2 separate regions of the Homo sapiens genome follow, and region 1 is linked to region 2. A link is a loop called in an ENCODE intact Hi-C map of the cell type or tissue named here. Cell type or tissue: CD14-positive monocyte. All regions are shown on one strand. Links, peaks and the distances in the headings refer to the core of each region. The heading gives the core; the rest is flanking DNA. Region 1 has its middle 7.2 kb from the start of PCAT18. Region 2 holds the start of LOC124904272 (a long non-coding RNA gene).

Region 1 (11,974 bases), core at 2,442-10,441, 41 kb before region 2:
TGCAACCTCCACCTCCTGGGTTCAAGCGATTCTCCTGCCTTAGCCTCCTGAGTAGCTGGGATTAGAGGTGCCTACCACCATGCCCAGCTAAATTTTGTATTTTTTAGTAGAGATGGGGTTTTACCATGTTGGTCAGGCTGGTCTCAAACTCCTGACCTCAGGTGATCCACCTGCCTCAGCCTCCCAAAATGCTGGGATTACAGGAGTGAGCCACCACGCCAGGCCATGGTCTAGCATTCTCAAGCTGGAGCGTGTCCCTCCTCATTCCAACTAATTGCAACTCTTGGGTGATCAAAGAGTCTTGCTTATTGTATTTGGTAGTGGTTTCTGCCGAGACACTTAGAACGGATTCTCTAGAGTCAGAGCAGCTGGGTCTGTAAAGGGCAGTTGTTGATGGCACAGCAACTTGCTGGTGGAACAGCAAGAATTCTTGAATTCTTCACTCACTCTGAACCAGGGTCTGAAGGTGGATCATGTGTAGAGTGATCACATAATTTGTGGTCCAAGCTGAGATAATTTTGAGAATGAATGGAAGTGCTATGAATAATGACACCAGTGCAACAGGGGTCCCTGAGATTGCCGTTCTGTTCTTCCTCACATGTGCCTGATCTTTTTAGGGGTAGTGTTCATTGATTAGCTGACAGTTTCTTCTTCCTTTTTCTTTTTTTGGTTTAAAGACAGAGTCTCACTCTGTCACCTAGGCTGGATTGCAGTGGCACAATCCTAGTTCACTGCAGCCTTGAATTCCTGGGCTCAAGCAATCCTCCCATCTCAGCCTCCTGAGTACTTGCAACTACAGGCAAGCCACCACTACACTCAGCTAACTTTTAAACATTTTTTATAGGGATGGGGTCCTGCTATGTTGCCCAGGGTGGTCTTCAACACTTGAGGACTGAATTCAAGCAATCCTCCCACCATGGCCTTTCAAAGTGCAAGGATTATAGGTGTGAGCCACATCACTCAGCCTGACAGTTTTTTTATTTTCTCCCAGGAAAACCTAGGAAGTTTTCATGTGAATCCCATGCCTGCTGAACTGCTCAGATAAAACAAAAATAGTAGCTAACATTTACATAGCACTTACCATATGTTAAACACTGTTCTATGTGTTTTGCATTTGTTAACTTATTCAATCTTCCCTATCCCATGAGATTGGTATTCTATTTTTGCTTCCATTTTACAGATGGAAAAATAGGAACACAGAGGTTAAATAGCTTGTCTAAGCAGCAGAGCCAGAATTTCAACCTAAGAGGCTCCAGAGCATGTGCATGTGAACACTGCACCATGTTGCCTCTGCCCTGCAGCCTTATAATTTAGTTCCAACCAACATTTATTGAGGACCCGCTACATGCCTGGATGTGTGCTGGGTACTAGTGGTGCCAAGTCTAATGAACATGATGCCTGCTATGTTTCAGTTCCCCATCAGGGACAATGAATGAGGCCTGCTCTTGTACTGGGAAAATAATCTATAGGGTGTCCTGTGGGGAAGGCCAGGTATACCATCATGCAACATGCAGATTTATATTCAGCTCACAGTTTATCTTATTTGGATGGCCACTGCTGAATTACCTTAGTTCTCAGTTCTCAGACTTTGGTGTTATGAGTTGTCCTTTGAACCCATAATTAAAATCTTTCAATCAGAGGCAGTGCTCCCAAAGCAATGTGCACTGTTTATGAAACTACCAAGGGAATGTTCTCAATAGGCAAGGAAGGTTAATGAGAGCACACTGGTGGCTTCGTTTGTGGCTGCCTCTTGGCAACCCCATGCTGTTACCCCCATCTTGTTTTGTACACCAAACATCTTGTTTTGGGGACTTTGCAGAAAGAAGATGGGAGCAGACCCTCCAGGGACAACATTTTTTCAATTTATTTCCTTAAGAAGTATGATGTGTAGGATGGCGATGTGCAATTCTGACTACCTTAATATGGTTTCCTCTAAGAATTCATGATGTTGAAACAGAGGCATTTGAATAAAACAAGGGGAAGGTCTTCATCTTGGCGAGGTACGAGGGCTTTTTTTTTTTTTTTTTTTTGGCATGAGCACACCCTTGAGAAACAGAGCGCTTATTGTTCAGCATATCAGGGCTCTGTGCCGGTCAAGGAAATGCTGATGAAGTACTTATGCTCGGTGGAGGGGTGAGGAGTGGGAGGTCCTCATGAGATGGGTTTATTTAGCCTGCCCTTCCAGATAGCCTTCCAATCGTGTAAAGGCGGTGGTGTGTGTGTGCATGCCTGTGTGTTTAAAATTAGAAAAATCACAGAAATGTACAAGGAGCCCTCGTGCCCTGACTGTCCCCAGTTCATGGAATTGTTTGCCTGCTTTGGTTCACATCGTGCTGCACTATGTACAACGCACACGAACATACCCTGTCTCGTCTGAATGAAAAACTTTGAAGGAAGTTAGGATGTTAAAACAGTGTGTTTCCAAATAGGGCATTTCTCAAGCACAGTTTTCCCTAAATGAAGAAGTATGTAGTGTGTTGAAGCTAACCTGCTATCAAACCAAATTGATCATTGTTCATTGAGTGCCCACCCGATGAGGGTCCATGTATTGAGCACTCGGTAGGGGTGAGGGATTGGCTGGTGATTAAGTGGATCATACCACCTTATACTGACTTACAGAGGTGGGTGATCATGAGCCATTTTACAGATAGGGAGAGTGAGACACAGAGAAAGTAGACAGCTTTTTCTAAAGTAGTAGAACCAGGATCCAAGCCCAAGCTGTTCAGGCAGCAAAAACTTGCCATGGGACTACCATGTTTTTTCCTGTGCATGCTGAAGGGACCCTTAGAGGAAGTTCCCACAGATATGTTCACATTCAAATTAATGAACTTTACACCTGGGATTGGAAATTCCTAGAGAATAGGGTAATGTGTGTGGGGTGTGTGTGTGTGTGTGTGTGTGTGTGTGTGTGTGAAAGAGTGAGAGAGAGACAGAGATTTGCTAATACAGATTAAACGTAGTCATAAATCTTAAAAGATTTATTCTCCACACTTTATTTTATTTTATTTTTGAGGCAGGGTCTAACTCTGTTGCCCAGGCTGGAGTGAAGTGGTGTGATCATGGCTCATTGCAACCTCGACCACCCCAGGCTCAGGTGATCCTCCTTAGTAGCTGGGACTACAGATGGGCACCATCAAGCCCAGCTAATTATTTTTATTTGTTATTGTAGAGACAGGTTTTTGCCATGTTGCCTAGGCTGGTCTTAAACTCCTAGGCTCAAGCAATCCTCCTGCCTTGGCCTCCCAAAGTGTTAGGATTACAGGTGTGAGCCATCTCATCTAGCCCTCCACATTTTATTATAAAATTTTTCATACAGACAACAAAGATGAATGAATTATATAGTGAACACTTATATACAATGGAGTGTCTGCTATTAATATTTTACTATAGCTATTTTTATCTATCTAGCTATTATCTATCAATCATCTATTTATCTGTCTAATTTATCTATTCATCTATCCATCTATGAGTCTATATTTTTGATGCATTTCAAAATAAATTGCAGACATAAATACACTTAACCCTAAATACTTCATAATATGCATATATAACTAAAGTTTAACACGTTTACAGTTTTTTTTTTCTTTTGATGTAAGATGTACATGCAATGAAATGCACAGGTCTTGAGTACAGATTTACAGAGTTTTGATAAATACTGTGTAACCCAAATTTCTCTCAAGTTATAAAATATAACTATCACCCCAGAAGGTTCCCTCACACCCTTTCCCAGTCAATTTCTGCCTCTCCCCAGCCCCACCCCTCCAGAGACAACCAGTGTTCTGACTTTTCCACCAATGACTCTTTTGTGTGAGGCTTCTTCCACTTTGCATAACATTTTGACATTTATCCATATTGCTGTGGGTAATGTTGTTTGTTCCTTTTACTTGCTGATTGATATTTCATTGTATGAATATTCTATAGTTTGTTTATTCATTTTTTTGTTGATGGACTTTTTCTAGTTTTTGGATTCCATGGATAAAGCTGTTCTGAATACTGTATAAATCTTTTTGTAAAGATATGTTTTTGTTGCTCTTGGGTAAATGCCAAGAAGTAGAATTGCTGGGACAAAGGGTAGATATATGTTTAGTTGTATAAGTAACTATCAGAACTTGTCACAGTGGTTCCGCCTTTCCGGTCCCACCCACAACGTATGGTGTTGCTCCATACCCCTGTCGGTGTTTAGAGTTGTCTGTCCTTTTTAATTTAGCCATTCTGGTGGGTGTCTAGGTAGAAAATTAAAGTTGATGGCAATGGCAATAGTTATGATAGAGTGATAGATACCTCTCCATAGCAAATCACAGTCGCTATTCCTTAGATTTCACTTGGAAGCTCATCATTTTGGCTGTTGGGTCTGCTCTTAACTCTCTAAGTACCCACTCTAATGTTTTCTGATTGACAGATGGAAGTGCTCCCAGGCAGTACTGATTTTCAGGCTAATGCTCCTACTACAATCAGCTCACTTAGGGCTTCTTTGTGTAGTCTGGATGCTCAGCTTTAACCCTTTGACATTTCTTTGCTTTACTTCTTTGTCAAACTTCTTAAGCCAGATTGTGATTTCTCTTCTTTTTCAGAGTTTTCACCTGGCAAGAGGTTGATGATTTAAATGTCAAAAGAGGCAGACTCCAGATAAAATGCTGAACAAACAATTTTGAGGACTTAGACCTTTCTTTTCTGCCATTACTACTTCTCAAGCTTCTTCTGATTCCCAGAGAATGGGATGGAAAAAGTGAGGTAGGGTTTGGAAGGACGGGCCTCTGCTCTTATGTGTGCAGCTATGCTTCTGGGTCTCTTCATTCGTGTTGATTGAGTGCCTTGAATTTCTGGGGCCTCAGTTTCCTCACTTGTAGAACAGGGAGACTGGAACAAATGACATTTAGGGCTTTCTGTCTTTCTGAAATTTCAAAACTAACTTTCTGTTTTGTTAGAAGTTAAGAAATTTCTTAAAGCTTGGAGGTGAAGCTATTGCTTTAAAAATTTTTAAGTGATTCTTTAATATTTCCTACACCTTCTCCAATGGCTTAATAATAACCTGATATATTCATGGAAACAGGTCTCACTTATATATTTTGATTTAAGGGTTTCTTTAATTATGCCATTTACTGTTTTCAGATGCTGCGGTTTCACTCTGGTAGGATTCAGTCTCAAACTGCAGAGGTACTGGGTAAGCTGGTATTTATTTTACCTTTGTTTTGGGATTCTTTCAGACAGACTGGATGTTTGCACTGGACTCATTGATTTTCTCCTCCCCCCCACTTACATTGTCATTCTATGCTATTCAGTTGTATTTTATAATTGGGTGGTGGCAGTAATGAGAAAGAAGAGTATGAGAAATGATGTTTAGGTGGGCTGCAGTCTCTGTCTGTAGGCAATCATTGTGAAGCAGGAAGGAAGGGGATGGGAATAGCTAGAGAGAATTGGCTTAAGGGGAAATAGCCCAAATCTCAGTTAAAACAAGATAAGGGTCGAAGAGATAGTATCTACTGATAAAGGTGTGTTCCCTTGCACTGCCACTAATGCGCGGGAGCATTAAATGTAAGGGAGATTTTCTGGGGTTGTTATTCCCTGCAGTCTCAGGAAGAGAAAGTATCCCAGTCACAGAGGAAACCTTCAACTACAGACAAACCACAGTCCCCAAATCCTCTCAAGCTATAAGGTTTCAAGCACAAAATTCTTGAGCAAACACACCAGGTGCCTCTCTGCATTGATTGTGATTTTTGGTGCTAAACAGAGAGCATTGCAGATGATGCTGAAGGTCAAATGAAGGTGGAGAAACCGCAAAACAGCATGACACACCACCCAACTGCAAGCTAATTGGGAAGGAAATGGTTTCAAACTGACAGACTGTGGCCTGATAACCGAAATCTCATAGGGACAAAAGGTTCGTGTCATTTAAAGGGGTAGCTTTGCCTATTTAAATTGTGCAAACAAAAGAAATGAAAACCCCCTCCTGGGATGGGAAGTTCTATTAGCAGATATTACCATCCTTGCTTTTATGCCCTTCTGTGTCACAAGCCCTGAACATGTGCTGCGTGTCCTCAGGCATTCATTGGTTAATTTACTTATTCAAAGTAAGGCAACAACAACAAAAAAGCAACAGAAAAACCCCAAACAAATTACATACTGGGGCACAGACAGCATTAAGATGCAGTGCACAATTTTGATATGTGGGCTTTTAAAAGAAATGTGTTTGGTCTGAAATTGTACATATGTTAAACTCTGGAGAAAGTAAGACGCCTCCTACGGTGGTTCCTCTGGGAATTGAAAGAAAAAATTCTTTGAAGCTATGACTATATTGAGAACCAGAGGTATTTGATATAATATCAGGTACTCCATTGTGGCCAACAACAGTCAATTTGGGCTTGAGCTTAATCAATGTTCCAGTAAAGGCACAGGAGAAGGCCAATGGTTCTATCATATGGATATGGTAGAAGTTAATTATATACTTAATTATATCCTTTAGTTTTGAAATTTTTATGGAATTACTTCCAAAATAACCTTGTGTAATATATTCCCTTATATTTTAAAGCTGAATTGTAATGAGTGAAATAATACAAAATAATTAATACTTTAAACTTTGCACTTAGTTGAGTCTTCAAAAGAAACCATTCGACAATCTATGATGACAATACTTTGGGGTTGACAAGGCCTACATTTTTCTAATGGGAATATTAAAGTCTAGAAAGATTAATGAACATATTCATGTCATGAAAGAAGCTGAGGTAGGGTTCCAACCAACCTTTTTCTCTTGTCTCAAAGATTAATTAATGAGTTTTTTTCTGTCATGGACTATGATAGTACCCATGTATTTTGTGTATCTTAATGTATTTAGTTCAGCATCTGTGACATCATAATATTTAACTTTGGTTTGATGACAAGTACTTGTGTTTAAAAGAAATAAATATGAGCTAGGGTAAGAAAATTGTAAATTCACAGTTACTTCCCATTTTCTGCTTCTGAATAGAACATTCTTTCCAGAGCAATACTACTACTAATTCTAATAAAAACGAAACAAACTTAAAGTAAAAAAAAAGACTTGTTGCTATCGTAAAAAAAATGAGACAATTTCCTTTGTGATTTATCTTAATTACGTAATCATTGCTTCATAAGATTTCCCAAACTTGAGAGCATTAGACTCAAGAAACCCAAAGTGACATGTAATATTTATTGTATTTAAAGGACTTTGCCATTCAGTTTAGCAGGCATGACAGGTCCATGGCACTTATGGTGCCAGCTCTGGTCCATTTGAAGTTATCAATTGACCTGCAGAACATTTAGAAACATACCAGTGATTGGTAAGTAAGCTTTTCTTGGGTAGCTATGATTTGGATGGCTGGCATGTGAATGCTAGCATTCCCATGAGAAATACAGGTTACTAGGCAAATTGAGTTTTATTAAACTCTGAACTCTGAGAGAGTACCAGCTCTACATGCAAAAAAATAGTTATTTGAGGGAAAACTTTCCTGTCCTAAATTTCTCTCCTACCAATTTATCATAGTAGCAGAAATGACCAGTATTCACAGCCATTTCTTAGGTTTAAGGCTCTCTGTCCAGAAGGTCTCCATTAAAATGCAAATATGTTACTCAGAAAGGGCTACTCATCAATCCATTTGCACTTCAGGAAGGATTAGTTTATCAGATCAGAGGAAAGAAAATAAGACCCCAAGGAATAGGAGATAGAAAGCCCTCTTTTCTGATTGGAAAAGAGGCTGGGTAAAGTATTTTCAACAGGCCCTTTGCTGTCTTGACTATGGGGCCTTTGTGAATTTATCTTCTATTGCTTTAAATATACCCTTGCTGCCATTGAAATTCAACTCTGCCTCAACTGTCCACTTCCATTCTCATCTTTTCTCTGCAGTATTTTCTGAGCTACCTAGGAAGAAGTAAGCTCTCCTCCATCTGAATCCCTCATGTTCATTACCTGTATCATTCATTAGTCAAATCTTGTCTTTGGGCTGGTGTATGGCTCATGCCTGTAATCCCAGCACTTTGGTAAGCAGAGCTGGGAGGATCTCTCGAAGACAGGAGTTCAAGGTTGCAGTGAGCTGATTGTGCCACTGCACTCCAGCATGGTTGACATAGTGAGACTCTGCCTCTGAAAAAAAAAAAAAAAAGAAAAAAATCCAGGTGCAGTGGCTCATGCCTGTAATCCCAGTGCTTTGGGAGGCTGATGCTGGAGGAGCACTTGAGCCCAGGAGTTCGAGACCAGCCAGGGCAACATAGTGAGACCCCTGGCCCTATTTTTAAAAAGTTAAAAAAAACCTAAAAAAGTAAAAAGGAAAATAAAAAAAACCCTGCTCTTTGTTGTAGATATTCTTTCATTTGTATACATCTTATTCACCAACTTTATAGTCAGCTCCTGGAGTGCTCAGGAACCAAGTTAGCGATCTGAGGGAAGAGAGAGGCTGACTTGGGTAAGAGTGGAGAGCAGTGACTGCTGCCTACTCCTGAAACATCCTGGATTCTGTCATGATGCTTTTACCTGGATTCTTCCCTTTGCCTCTTTCCTTTGGAATAGGGACTTTCTGGCTTTGGTTTTGGTTTCAATGTTCAGGTAGTTCTTAACTCCTTGATCCAGAGGCCACACGCATTGTTACTCATCAAGCCCTATATCACTGCAGGGCCATTTTGCTAGTAGGGTGGCTGCTCCTTCATTCTAGTAGGCAGGTCTGTGCAATGAATGGATGCAGGTACAAGTACCACTCTGGAAATCACTATACCTCTGGTTCCTTGGTCATAAAAAGGGGTATTCTGGCTCTAGTAGGACACTACGTATCGGGTTCTGGCTTGCAGATCAATGCCGTGACAGAATCATGTCATTGGAAAATAATCCAACTTCTGGTTAGCTGGTATAACTACTCAACTAACCCAAGACCTGGTTAAAAAAAAAGTGAAGAATAGGGACCAGGAGACAGGAAGATCAGTCAGCTGGTTACAAAATTCTGGATGCAATAAGCTTTGATAGGAAGCCTGTGTTGTTGATGCATTATTTGTAAAAGTTCTTACCTGGGTCATACGGCCATGGCCCTCTTCAGCTGATTATATAGTAGGGTGTTGATACCTTATACTTCTTAATATTCTGTTAGATCACTCAAGATTGTTTGGTTGCATGCAAGACAATGACTTGGGTAACCTAACTAAAGAGAACATTTAAGGGCTTCGTAAATAAAAAGCTAAGGATAAAACTTTAGATGCAGCTTAATCCAATACTCCAAATGCCATTAGAGCCATCTCTCTCCCATGTTCACTTCTCCTCTTTTCTGGGTTGATGTTATTCTCAGGCCCAAAGATAAACACCATCAGTGTCTGGCTTATGTGGTTCTTACAGCACATGCTTGTGTAGCAGAAGGAAAATACTCTTTGTCACTCTCTGAATCTTCATAGCAATCCCTAGAAAGGGCTCTCATTGGTCTTACTGGGGTCACATAGTTGTTTATGCCGATAGGCCAGCCTGACTTGCAGGTCTACCATTTGCTGAGGACAGTGTTTTCTTTTGATTGACAACCCTGCCAGACTGTAGGGAATAGGCAAGAGGCAGTCTTACAAAGAAACTGATACAAGGAACCAACAAAGTAACAATGTCCAAATCGCCCCACAAATGTCTTCACCTTATAGATACTTAACTAATGTGTGTTGATAATGATGATGAAGTGTTTGCAGAAGAAGGAAGACTAGGGATCCAAAAAGGGGGATTCTGGGCATCTGGGGGCACAAGAGGCTGCCGCTGGGGGTGTGGGAAAGGTCAACGGCACTGAAAATGAGAAAAATTTTGCTCCAAAAGGAGGCTGGGAGCTAGGTACAGTGGCTCACGCCTATAATCCCATCACTTTGGGAGGCTGAGGTGGGAATTCGAGACCAGCCTGGGCAACATAGTGAGACCTGTTTCTACAAAAAACCAACCCAACCCAAACCAAAACAACCAAAAAGAGGCTTGAGTGAGGGATGTTGCTCATAGTGAAGATCCGACGTTTTTTATTTCACACTTTTGCCTGTGGCTGACGCTGACTGACGGGAAAGTATTTGCTGAACCAAATGACTCTATAAAGATAACATGCTTTCCAGCAGTTTCCTTTTCGGGGGGATGGGGTGACATGGCACACTTTCTGGTTTTGATGAATCACCCCAGATAGCAGGAGGCTTTCGTTTGCTTATATAATAGATCAATTTCAAGGTCTCAAACTGTGTATTATAATTAGCAATGCAAACCTCCAGAGCATCATCTCTTACTCTAAAGAAAATATTGTGTAGATCTAGTAGAGTATTCTCATGAGCTTTATTTTTCCTCACCCCTCTACTGAGTTCTTTCAGTGTCCAAGCTGACTGAGAAAGCCACTCTTTAGAAAGTAGAATCTGATGTTGAGATCTCTTTATTAATAAGTATAGGCCCAATGGTTGCAGAATTCTCTTCTATGTTTAATGGCCCTTTATTAATTAGTCCTCAGTATCATAGAGAGAATGAAAATGAGACTATGGTTCTATGGGAGGAAGAAAAAAAACCTCTGTTGGGACAATCTGAAGTATTGAGACTCACTTTTTTTTTTTTTTTTTTTCCCGAGACAGAGTCTTGCTGTGTCACCCAGGCTGGAGTGCAGTGGTGCGATCTCAGCTCACTGTAACCTCTGCCTCCTGGGTCCAAACAATTCTCCTGCCTCAGCCTCCTGAGTAGCTGGGATTACAGGTACCCACCACCACGCCTGGCTAGTTTTTTGTATTTTTAGTAGAGAGGGGGTTTCACCATGTTGGCCAGGCTGGTCTCGAACTCCTAATCTTGTGATCCGCCCACCTCAGCCTCCCAAAGTGCTGGGATACAGGCTTGAGCCACCACGCCTTGCCTTCTTATTTTTCTTTCTTTTTTTTTTTTTTTTTTGAGATGGAATATTGTTCTGTCGCCCAGGCTGGAGTGCAGTAGCGCGATCTCGGCTCACTGCAACCTCTGCCTCCCAGGTTCAAGCAATTCCCCTGCCTCAGCCTCCCGAGTAGCTGGGATTACAGGCATGCACCACCACACCTGGCTAATTTTGTATTTTGTATTCACCATTTTAGCCAGGCTGGTCTCGAACTCCTGACCTCAGGTAATCAGCCTGCCTTGGCCTCCCAAAGTGCTAGGATTACAGGTGTGAGCCACCGCGCCCGGCCTCACTTCTCTCTTGTTGGAGCTCTCAGGAAAGTGGATGCTTACTCTTCTCCACCAGTTAAAAGTAAGAGTAAGTTCTGGAATGGGATGAGTCCCCATGAATGTGGAGCCAATCTGGAGGAGAGCAGAGTCAAGAGATAGAGAAAGGGACACTGAATCTTTGGTGACATTTTTGAAGCCCTGATCAAGCCTTCCTAAAGTCTACTTCTGTGTGCTAATTATGTCCCTTTCTCATAAGCTAGTTTGAGCTGGTTTTTCTCTTACTCTCATATCAAGAGTTCTGATAGTCACAACATATGACAATAACCTTCACCCATCAAAGAGATGCTATAATGGTGAGGAATGGTTTCATGAGTTAAGACCACTAAGATAAGCATTGGAGGTCCAGCATTTACTTTCCTCTAATGATACTCCTTACTTTTTCTTGACTTTCATATCGCTAGGGTCCCATTCTGTGTGAACCTGCAAAAAAAAGACCTTAATTAGTGAAATTTCGTATCTAGGTTGCAGTGTGTTCAGAGAGGAATGTGCTCGATGCAGGTGTTAGGAGAAGTGTATATTGGTCATCTTGAGTGTAGAATTTCTGCAAATAAGAGCTGACTCTGCAGAAGCAGTGTGCTGGGTTAAAAAGAGCCCTGGGCAGGAGGCAGGAGAGAATGGGGTTGTGCCTCTATTAGCTTGTGACTTGGGGATAAGGAAGTTAAGTGGCCAGGGCTCAGCTTTCTCATTTATAAAACGAAGGGCCTGAGTGAAATGGTTTGGAAGATCCTTCCAGCTCGGAAGATGTATGACTTAATGAATTGAAGCACCCAGCCAGCCCTTTCAGGGGAGTGGGAGGCTTCT
Region 2 (11,974 bases), core at 2,031-10,030:
AAAGAAAATTTTAAATCATTGTTTCCAGAAAGGGCAATTAGAACACCATATATTTTTTCCTCTGAAAATCTGGCACAAGGAATTTGATGTTACCTAATATTCTCGATGGCTTTTCAGAAGGTAACATTTTACCCACGTAAGGCATCCATGCAAACTGCCTAGGTCACAATTGAAAAGAAATCAATGTAGTCCAGAAAGAAACCACAATATGAGGAAGAATGAGCATTAAACTGAAATTTGGAACCCATCATGTGACGTCTGCTGGCAGATGTGGCTCACGCTGTTCGATGTGATTCTGACACTCTCCGTGGTAGGGCTGGTTAGAACTTAAAGTATTTTATGGGTCATGAGACATTTTGGCTCTGTCTGCAAAGCTGCCCTAAGGAATTGTGTTTTTATGCCTTAACTGTTCTTTCCAAAGCTCACTTTTCACTAAGAGTGGGCAACCAGAGAGGTCTTTGTCCAAATACATTACATAATCCCTCCAGGAAATGCCGTGACAGTGTATAGTTGATGAAATGGAAGCCCTGGTACAGTGACCTTTCTCCCAGATATCCTAGGACATACTTTATGCTTCACTAGGCAAACATCCCTTCTTCCAAACTGGATTCAGTTCTAAAGATTTCTTTCCTTGCTGGGGGCCAGGAGACACAATAGGGTGCAAAAGTGTGAAGATTTTTTTCTTTTAATAAAATTATCTAATATTTCTACAAACTGGAAGTGCACACGCATTGCATGGTTAAATAGAGTTGTGCCAAAAAATAATAACCTAGTCCTTGCCCCGAGGAGGTAACGGTATGAATGATGCAATTCAAGGAGAAAGGAAAAGGCAGCTTATATTGTCAGTATCTTCCCATCATGTTGCTGTATTTTGATTGTTGTTTTTTGTTGGTATACTATAAGAAGGATAGGTAGGGCTGTTCTCTGAAAATTACTTTTATTTTATTTTATTTTCCCTGGATGTTCACTGTGTTATACTTGTTAACCTACTTCTTTTTTGTGAGAGGCATATAAAATGCACGATCTGATTCATGCAACATTTATTTAAGCATGTTAACTTTGTGTGTATTTACTTATGAAGCCTCAGGGCTGATGAGCAACACGGGGGCGGGGCGGGGCACGGTGCGGGGGGGGCGGGGGGGCAACTTCTTGCTTCTGGGGACTGTTACTTTAAGAGTAATTATCCTGCCAGTAATGATGACAATGACTGTAACATGAATGCTTACTTTGAAATGGCAATGGAATCTGTGTGTCCTTGAAATTTTTAATTCCTGTAAGAGTCATCCAAAATAGATAAAATTAAGAGCCTGGTTGTAGTTGTTTATCTGTGGCTAATTAGTGAACTATATTCTCTCCTAAGCAGAAAAAAAGACAAGCTGTCTCTAGGATACTAAAAGGTCAGAAAGTTCTAAGCCAATTTTCCTCATACTTGGGCAATGCACCTGCTCTTTTAGAGGATAAAAATGATTGCAGCTCTACAATATTGACAAATTATTTTGTTACAATATGACTCAAATTTATATAGATGATTCATGTGCAATGAAAAATAAGGGATATTTTAACAAATAATTGAGTGCAGGATTGCTTATATGCTCATTAGATAAAAACTGCTTGACTATGCTCTTGAAATCTTTTGTATGTTTTTATTACTTTTTGTTGGCTTGATCTACCAACTATGCAGAGAGGTACATGTATTAGTTTTTTGGGGCTCCTGTAAAAATTCCCACAAATTTGGTGGTTTAAAACAACAGAAATTTATTCTCTAACAGTTCTGTACGACAAGAGTCTGGAATCAAGGTGATGGCAGGGCTACGCTCCCTCTGAACAAGATTCTCTAGGGGAGATTTTTTTCTTCCCTCTTCCAATTTCTGGTGGTTCCAGGCGTTCCTTGGCTCATAACTCCAGTCATTTCCTTCATCTTCATACGGCTTCTCCTCTGTGTCTGTGCCTTGTCTTCTGTCTCTTATAAAAACACTTGTCATTAGATTTAGGGCCCACCCAAACAATCTAGGATAATACCATCTGGAGATCCTTAATTGAATCATGTCTGCAAAGGCTCTTTTTCCAAATAAGAAAAAACAACAACAACAACAAAAAACCACTTAGAGGATTTAGACATATCTTTTGAGGAGCGGTAACTATTCAACCCACCACAATGTATTCTAACTTTCTACTATGCCTGGTAGTGTGCCTCATACCTTGGCCAATTTTTATTTTATATACTTTGGGAGACATGTTATTAGGCACCTGTAGGTTCAGGATTTTTTTCCCCTGATTAATTTCTCATTATGTGATGACCTCCTTTATTCCTCCCAAATATTTTTTTGTTTGTTTTATTGCTTTAAGATCTAGTTGTCAAGGAGGGAGAGGATCAGGAAAAATAACTAATGGGTACTAGGATTAATACCTGGGTGATGAAATAATCTAGACAACAAACCCCCATGACACAAGTTTACCTATGTAATGTACCTGCACATGTACCCTTGAACTTAAAGTAAAAGTTAAATAATGTCTGATATGAATATAGTTTTTCCAGCTTTCTCTGGGTTGCTATTGTGTGTAGTATTTTCTATCATTTTATTTTGAAATTTTGTAATTGATTGTCTTTAGAGGTGTATTTTACACTTGGTCTTAGCCAAAAGGCTGAGAAGCAATTAGAGTTGTTTTCTGAAAACAGCTTGTAGTTGGACTAAAATCTTTTAATAACTTATTCAAAAGTAGAGAATACAGTATAGTGAACCCACATATACCCATTACCCAGATTAATCAATTACCAGGACTTAACGACATTTACTTCTCTTAGCCCTTTAAAAATATTCCTTTTCTTTTTGTTTTGTTTCCCTTGCAGAACTATTTTAAAGCATGTCCCAAACATGATATTTTACCCTATGCAGTTTGTACTTATCTCTAAATAATACGTTTTCTTTCTTGTATAACAAAATACCATTATCACGTCCAGCAAAATAAGAATCCTTTGGTATCATGTAATAATACCCAACATATAATTTAATTCCTCCAATTTTCTTGTGCTTTCTTATGGTTGGTCTTTTTTTTTTTTTTCTTTTTTGAGATGGAGTCTGGCTCTTTCTCCCAGTCTGGAGTGCAATGGCATCATCTCGGCTCACTGCAACCTCTGCCTCCTGGATTCAAGTGATTCTCCTGCTTCAGCCTTCTGAGTATCTGGGACTACAGGCATGCACCACCATGCCTGACTAATTTTTGTATTTTTAGTAGAGACGGGGTTTCACTGTGTTAGCCAGGCTGGTCTTGAACTCCTGACCTCAGGTGATCTGCCTGCCTCAACCTCTCAAAATTCTGGGATTACAGGCGTTAGCCACCACCTGTGCCCGGCCCTATTATGGTTGGTAATTTAAATCAAGAGCTAAACAAGGTCAATGTATTTAATTTGTTATACTTCTTCAATCTCTTTTAGTATAGAGCAGTTCCCCCTTTTTTTTCTTTCATGCTATTGACTTGTTTCAGAAGCAAGTTAGTTTCTTGTAGGTCACTCCATATTTTGCATTTCGGAAGTCTGTGTTTTCCTTTGTGACATTATGTGTCCTGTTCTGTAGCCCCTATATTTCCTTTAAATGGAAATAATCCAGTCTGAGAGTTTTGTCTCTTAACTGAGGATTTTGATCCATTTAGATTGGTTGAGATTACTGATATTTAAAATTCATTCCTACCATCTCATTTTTGCTTTCTAATTGCCTGCTTTTTCTTTGGTTCTTCTTAACATCTTTTCTACTTAAAAAAAAAAGTATTTCCTTTATCCTCTTTTAAACATTTGATTTCTATTCTTTTAGTGACTGTTTTTCAATTTTTTTTTTTTTTTTTTGTGACGGAGTTTCACTCTTGTTACCCAGGTTGGAGTGCAATGACGTGATCTCGGCTCACCACAATCACCACCTCCCATGTTCAAGCGACTCTCCTGCCTCAGCCTCCCAAGTAGCTGGGATTATAAGCATGCACCACCACGCCCAGCTAATTTTGTATTTTTAGTAGAGATGGGGTTTCTCCATATTGGTCAGGCTGTTTTCAAACTTCTGACCTCAGGTGATCTGCCTGCCTCAGCCTCCCAAAGTGCTGGGATTACAGGTGTGAGCCACCACGCGTGGCCCAATTTTTTAAATGATCATTTGACCAGATCAAATCTACAGTAGTCAGTATCTTTACTATTTTCTTTAAAAATGCAAAGCTCTTAGAATGCTTTAAAATCACTCCTTATTAAGTTCTTTCCCTGTATTTTTTAACAGTCAGTGCTGTTTAAATTTCTATACATGTTTGTTCATTACTTTGCTCATCATTTCTTTTATTTTGAAATTTTATTATTATAACTATTTTTTGGGGTAGGGAATTGCTCTGCCACCCAGGCTGGAGTGCAGTGGTGGAATCCTAGCTCGCTGCAGCCTCAAACTCCTGGGCTGAAGCAATCCTCCTGTCTCAGCCTCCTGAGTAGCAGGGATTACAGACATGCGCCACCAGTCTGGCTAATTGTTTTTCATTTTTTGTAGAGACAGGGCCTTGCTGTGTTGCCTGGGGTGGTGTCAAATTCCTGGCCTCAAGTGATCCCCACATCTTGGCTTCCCAAAGTGCTGGGATTACAGGCCTGAGCCACCGCACCCAGCCTCATCATTTCTTTTAAACTTAATTATGTGGGGGCGGGGGAGGTTGGAGTCCTTCTTAAAGCAGAAATTTTTTCATTGAGGGTTTGTGAATAAATCCTTTTAATCCTTTTAATATTTTATGATATATAATAGACAAATATTATATATATTAAATTATATATGTTAAATTATATATTAAATTATGTTTTTATATATATATATTTCAATACCCTCACTACTGAATGGTAGTTTAGGTGGGTAAAGAATTTTAGAATTTTTAGTACTTTGAAGAAATTATTCCATTATCTTCTGGCCTCTACTTTTGTTACTGAGAAGTCAATTGCTAGTCTGAATGTTTTTCTTTTTAGGCTCACCTGTTCTTTTATTTTAGTTACTTTTATGATTTTCCCTTTCTGTTTCACAATGGTATATTATATGAAAGAGCATTTTTACTTTAGTTAGTCTGGTTAAGATTCAAATTTTTTCATTTGAGAAGTCATCCCTTCAATCACTTTTGAGAAATACTCAGCCATTATCATTTCAAATCTTGCCTCTCCTTGACACTGTATTCTTTTCTTCTAAATTCCTAACAGATTGTTAAACATTTTTATTCTCTTCTAAATGTCTTAATTTTTCATAATTATCTTTTAAAATATCTATAATTTTGGGATCTATTCTGGTTAACTTTTTCATATATGCTCATTAATTTTTTTTTCAATTAGATCTAGTTGGTTCTTTAACTCATCCATTGAGTTTTTAATTTTGGTATATTTTTCCTTAGTACTTCTATTTAATTATTTTTCAAATCTATTTTTGTCATTTATATTCTTTTGTTTATTTTATGCTTTTTAATGTCTTTAATCAGCTTAAATATACTTTTCATATTAGCTCTGAGATTATTATTTTATTAGTTCTAGTTCTAGGTGACTCAATCCTTCTGTTGTGTCTGCTGACTCTCTCTTGTAATTTCTTATTATGGGCTCATTTTATACAGGACTTGCACATTTTAAAGTGAGAATTCTGTGTGACAAAGATGCAGTAACATCCTTCGAAAAGGGATTTGCATGTCTTCTGCAAGGTGCCCCAAAGTTATGAGCAAGTATGTGATATTTTAATGGCTTGGGATTTCCCAGTCCTTGTGAATAGCAGCATTCAGACTTCAAACCCATCAGAGACCCAGGCCAAGTCTTTTGCTTTCTCTTAATGTGTTTTCCCCTACACACAGCCAAGGCAGAGATATTCTTTATTGGGTTCCAGACAGCCCGCAAAGTTTTTCTGGTTTTACTTGGCCAGAATTGCAGCCCTTCAAGACGTGATTTTTTTTTTTTTTTTTTTTTTTTTTTTTTTTTTTTTTTTTTTTTGAGACAGAGTCTTGCTCTGTCACCGAGGCTGGGAGTACAGTGGCTTGATCTCGGCTCACTGCCACCTCTGCCTCCCGGGTTCAAGCAGTTCTCTCTGCCTCAGCCTCCTGAGTAGCTGAGATTACATGTGCCTGCCACTACGCTTGGCTAATTTTTGTGTTTTAGTGGAGACAGGGTTTTGCCATGTTGGCCAGGCTGGTCTTGAACTCTTGACCTCAGGTGATCTGCCCGCTTTGGCCTCCCAAAGTGCGTGAGCCACTGCGCCTGGCCCAAGATATGACTTTATGTATGAGTTACACTTCCAACTTTCTACATTGTATAACTCTCTATTCATTATAAAACTTAAACCTTTAGCCTTCACTGCCTTCAATTAGCCTCCTTCCCCTTTCCTGCCCCATGCTTATTCATCAGCATGCATGATTGCCAAAATCAAGATTCAGTTTCATTTTTATTTCTAGTATCAACAGGCCTCTCTCTCCCTCTTTTTCTTCTTTCAGAGCTCAACTATTACATTTTCATGCAGCATTTCTAGGTGTCTGCAGGTAAAGGATTTCTGGGGTGTGTGTGTGTGTGTGTGTGTGTGTGTGTGTGTGTGTGTGTTTTCTTTTTTAAGAGATGGGGTCTTGTTTTGTTGCCCAGGCTCAACAGATTCTCCTGCCTCAGACTATTGAGTATCTTGGACCACAGGAATGTGCCACTGTGCCAGGCTGGATTTGAGTTTAAATCTACTATTTTCTAGGCTTATTGAAATATCAAGATCTTAGAAAAAAAAAAAACCCATGTGAATGAATCTTTGTGTGTGTGTTTATATGCATGTCCCTCTCCTTTCTTTAACTATTGGGCAATCCAGCACAGGGCATGCTGTGTGGTGTTAAAATTCTCTCATCATATCATTTTTAGATACAATTTTAATGTGATTTCTTGCAAACTTGATCATCGACATAAATGCAATGGGAGATGTTAACATTATATGAAAGTACTCTGGTTCTATGTAGTTATCCAGGTGATACCAGGTATGCTTATGTTAATCTTTAAAAGAGTATCAGAATGGAAGCATGAAATGAAAAATAATTCTTGGAGAGACCTTTGGATTCCAGAATATTTGTCTCGTTGACAGACATTAGTTTTAGAAAAACTGCTTCTTGGCTTAACTGGCCAGTTTTAGGAAATATTCTCTTCTCCAGGTTCAACTTGGATACCAGTTCTTCTGGGAAGCCTTCTGTAATTTAAAGGCTTAAAAGCATACCTATTGTATTTGTCAGGGTTCTCCAGAGAAACAGAACATATTAGTTTAGACATATATGCACACATATACATATACATACATATATATACATATATAAAATGTATACACATATATACATATGTAAATATATATGTATATATATGTGCACACACACAGAGACAGACAGGAAGAGAGACAGAGAGAGACAGAGACAGAGAGAGAGATTTATTTTAAAGAAATTGGCTCACAGAATTATGGAGGCTTGGTGGGTCCAAAATCTGCTAAATCAGGTGGAGTAGGCTGGCAAGCTGGAGATTCAGGATTTGCAGTTTGAGTCCAAAAGTGGTCTGCTGGCAGAATTTCTTCTTGCTCAGGGTAGAGCGAGGTTTGTTCTATTCAGTACTTCAACTGATCAGGTGAGGCCCACCCACATTGTGGCGAACAGTCTGCTTTGCTCAAAGTCCACTAGCTTATTTTTTATTTTTTGAGACAGAGTCTCGCTCTGTCACCCAAGCTGGAGTGCAGTGGCACCATCTCGGCTCACTGCAACCTCTGCCTCCTGGGTTCAAGCGATTCTCCTTCCTCAGCCTCCCGAGTAGCTGGGATTATAGGCACACACCACCACACCTGGCTAATTTTTGTATTTTTAGTAGAGGTGGGGTTTCGCCATGTTGGTCAGGCTGGTCTTGAACTCCTGAGCTCAAGCGATCTGCCGGCCTCTTCCTTCCAAAGTGCTGGTATTATAGACGTGAGCCACCGCACCTGGCCAAAAGTCCACCAGTTTAAATGTTAACCTCAAACAAACAGCGTTTTCACACAAACACCCAGAATTCTATTTGACCAAATATTTTGGCAAGCTGGCTGAGCCAAGTTGATACTTAAAAGTAGCCATCACACCAACACTGTAGCTTTTGTCTGTTACTTGGTTAATGATGTGTTTTCATATCTGCCTCATTTCCTAGGCTGTGACCACCTCCAGGGTAGACACTATCTGAAGTGCCTAGTGTGGTTCCTGGAATTTAGTCACTGCTGGATACATGTTTACTTGATGAAATAGTAAAAAGGGAAGCAGGGTAGGAAACAAATGCTGTTTTGTCACCTGACCCTGGGAAGGCATAGGTTTTCTGAATTCTTAAAAAAATTTATTTGCAATATTTGTAATTACACAGCCTATACCTGTTTCAAATCAGATACTTATGATAAAAAGAACCTGTACTGAGGGGCCTGCATGTGCCAGGTACTATGCCAAGTGGCATCCATGTTTCTCATTGGCCACAGAAGGTACCCTCACAGATCAACAAATACTTACCTTCTTTTCCTGTAGAAAGGATGCAGCATGATTTCTTGTGGTCCTGTTTAGTTCTGAAACCATCTAACAACATTTCAGGGATGAATTTAGGGTGTTTTCTGTGGGGGGTGGAAAGCAGGACTAGAATTTTTTCATCTCAAATGCAGGTAACTTTTAGCTACATGTGTGGCAGATTGAATTGTTCAAATAAACCCCATGCAGTTCTTCAAGTTTCTGAGTCTGTGCTTCCCTTTCTTCTTTGCAGTGGTCCCTTGTGGGGATACTAGCATGTTTAACTGTTGTTATAAGCTGAATTCTGTCCTCTGAAATTCATAAATTGAAGTCCTAACCCCCAGTAACTCAGAGTGTGACCGTATTTGGAAATAGTCTTTAAAGAGGTAATTAAATTAAAATGAGGTCATTATGGTGGGACCTAATCCAATATAATATAACCTCCTCATAAGAAGAGGAGGTTAGGACATAGATATACACAGAGCAGAGGCCACGTGAGGCCACAGTGAGAAGGCGGCCATCTGTAAGCCCAGGAGAGAGGCCTCAGAAGAAACCAGCCCTGCTGCCACCTTGATCTCAGACTTCTATCCTCCAAAAATGTCAGAAAATAAATTTCTGTTGTTCAAGCCACCCAGTCTGTGGAATTTGTTATGGTAGTCCTAGCAAACCAATACAAGTGTGGATTTTTCATATACATTTGTTACTTTCACAACCAGATTCTTCATTGTTTTCATTCGTTTTGTAGCCAAACTTGATCCCACCTGAGTTCCCTGTCAATGCTCTCATAAAATTGCTATTTGGGGCAGAACATAAAAAGTTGAAAGAAGTCTTAAAGTCAAATAAATCTTGGCTTCCAACCCTTCCTTACTACTGCAAATGGCTACAGGGTTTAGGATAAATTTAAGAAGGACCTGACACTAGTCTGCATTCAATTAGCAAAACGACATGAGACAGAGGGAATGTCCTGCTCTGTTTTGCTGGATGACTCTGGTATAGTTAAGGATGCCCATGAAAACCAATCTGATGGTTCAGATCTGGGCAAGCACCACTTAGCTGTTCTCTCTAACTGTAGATTGCACCCCAGTCTTTGTAGCTGTTTATAGAAAAAATTAGTACGGCAAGTCAATGTATTTCATTGCCACTGCTGGAAATCTGAAAGAAAATGACTCACTGGGGCAGTATCTTTGACCTTCTACCAAGTGTAATACTTCTGATTATTGTTAGTTAATTTAATGGGAACCATAAACAGGTTCTCTTTCTTCTTCCTCAATGGACTCTATCGTGTACTTTAGAAACATGCCAAAAATGTATAATCACATGTTTTAAGAATATATATTTTGCTTTCTTTCAATACTTAAGTATAGAAAAATAAGAAAATAGCTTCCTTTTTTTCATCAAACATTAAGCAATATTTCACATTTTAGATTATTAAGTTTACATAAATAGTGTTATGTGTTCACTACTGAAATTCTTATGCATAGACAAAAGTCTACTTTTTGCCTTTTCCCCCCAACTTCCTGGCTCCTCTTAAACTTCAATGAAAAAGTATCTCTTCCTATCCTTGATCAAACAGCTTAATCTTCCCCTGCCTACGATTTTCAATTATACTGGCTTTGAAAGGTCTGAGGACATTGCATTAAAGACACTGCAAACAGTCTAGCATTATTGTAAGCTGGGCAGCCTCAAATCCCACATGAAGTCTAGATCTCAATTTATCATAACCCCTGGGCATGTCTACATTTTCTATAAACAAATTGGAATTATTTCCCCTTTTGATCTGGATATGCTAAAAAATAAATATCTGATTTTGGGATAAAAGCTTTTTTGTTTTTTTTTTTTTTTAAGTTAGGGGAGCCTGTTCCTGGTAAAAAGGAGGGGTGGGGAGCCCACCAGCCCTTGTGCAAGTTTCCCATCTCTCTCTCCTTAGCTGACAGAAGCACTATAGAGATTTAACCCCAGGCCTCTTTTCAGTTTAATTCCCATGGACATCTCCCATTATGGCAAAGGCAGCTGATAGGAAATCAGAGATGAAGCAATATTAAGTGTTACCCAGGGGACCTCTCATTTGGAGTTGAGAATGAATCACCTTTAGCCTCTCTCCTCCATCTCCGACACCTGCCAAGTATTGCCTGGGCTGTCAGTAGCTGTGTCTGGCGCCTGTGCAGGGTGGGAGCTTTGTAAGCATTTCTGCTCCTTCTCCTTAGTTCCAAAGCTTGTTTATGTTTCATTACCTTTTTCTTCCAAGGTGAACATGAGCTGTTAGGCAGTGCTCATGAAGCAATTGTTTGGCTTATATACCAAAATTTTCTCACATTCTTGCAGGACTGATTTTCTTCATGCCAAGCACAAAAAATGCTGTTCAATACACTTTCTCCTTTTCTCCTTGTGTAGTAAAGGAAGGATTCTTGGATATTTATCCAAAGTTTTGTCACACTGAAAAGAGAAGACTGCATTGAGGTGATGCTCCAAAAGGAGCAGCTTTGATGCAAAAGAAGCAAAACCCTTTTGTTTCTTGGGCTTATACGAAGGTACTTCCTTTAGATCAGAGTCGGGATGCATACACACTACAAAAACTGGAATGAAAAAGGCAAACCATTTTTACTCAACAGAATTCTCTGTACAGGTCAAGGAAATGCCAAACTTAACAGATGTCTTAGACTGTGCCCTGCAGGTCAATAAATTAGAGTTTTGTTGAACCAGGAAGAGGAAGGAATTCCAGGACTTCAGGTCCCCAAATGGAAATGCCCCTTAGGACAAGTCTAAACTAGGCAAATAGCACTGGAGCTCCTCCAAGTCAGTTGGCTCAGTCTCGTGTAACTCATTTCTGGCCCCCCTGAAGCTGTTTGTTCAACTGTGCCTTCTACAACGCTACAGTGTCAAAGAGAGTTAATCATTAGCAAGTGTGAATAATGTCAGTGTAACGCAGCATGATTGCAGTTCAGTCTGTTTTGACAAAATTCTAAGCATTTGTCAGAGTTTACCAAAAAACAAAAAACAACATGACCACAGAATGTTAAAATAGCATGAAGTTTGGGGAGCAGTTAATTCACTTTCTAGCATTTTACATCACCATTCTCATCGTTTTCCCAGAGGAGAGTGTTGGGTGAGGCCCTCCAGGTGATGCAGTATTACTGACTGGCCTGGTATGGTCTGATTCAGTTCAAGTCAGCTTAATGCAGCTCACCTCCAGAGATCCAGGCTTTGGAGAATGATCTAAAGGTTTAGGTGTAGGGTCCTTAACCTCCCCATTTTCCTTCTCCTTTGTCAGAGCCACCTACTGCCATAGAATTAATATGGACCCATCTGTGATGCAGAGCCTGTTAGGCCTCCTGCTTGTCCCCTGGGCTGGGGATCATAATGAGTCCAAGCCCTCCCTTTTGACTGGAACTGCAGGGGCCCTGGTCCTGGAACTCTGAGGTTGAGAATGGGATGTAAAGCTATATTCCAGCAAGCACTGAAGGATGAGTTTTTCTTGGGCTCA

Evidence for each region. Hi-C counts contacts between places; a loop is a spot of excess contacts. Peaks named below come from ENCODE experiments on the same cell type or tissue, not always from the same donor. Only the 100,000 strongest peaks of a DNase experiment are listed, where the experiment ranks them.
Region 1: it touches region 2 in a loop (2.0-fold over the local background); 3 of 110 quality-filtered maps call a loop at or near these places.

The regions. Positions count from the first base shown.
Region 1 is chr18:26,704,879-26,716,852 of GRCh38, forward strand. No RefSeq gene overlaps it. Among named protein-coding and RNA genes, the nearest start is that of PCAT18, 7.2 kb to the left of the region's middle. RefSeq lists an enhancer at 5,562-5,611. In CD14-positive monocyte, for the core only: no CTCF peak of the experiment used is centred there; DNase peaks (open chromatin) are centred at 4,143, 5,853 and 7,103; H3K4me3 peaks cover 4,140 bases; H3K27ac peaks cover 5,401 bases.
Region 2 is chr18:26,746,198-26,758,171 of GRCh38, forward strand. LOC124904272 (a long non-coding RNA gene) reads right to left here and starts at 7,736. Exons shown (of 5, transcript XR_007066320.1): 1 at 7,442-7,736. RefSeq lists a silencer at 5,624-5,673 and an enhancer at 6,274-6,423. In CD14-positive monocyte, for the core only: no CTCF peak of the experiment used is centred there; a DNase peak (open chromatin) is centred at 6,354; H3K4me3 peaks cover 465 bases; H3K27ac peaks cover 1,544 bases.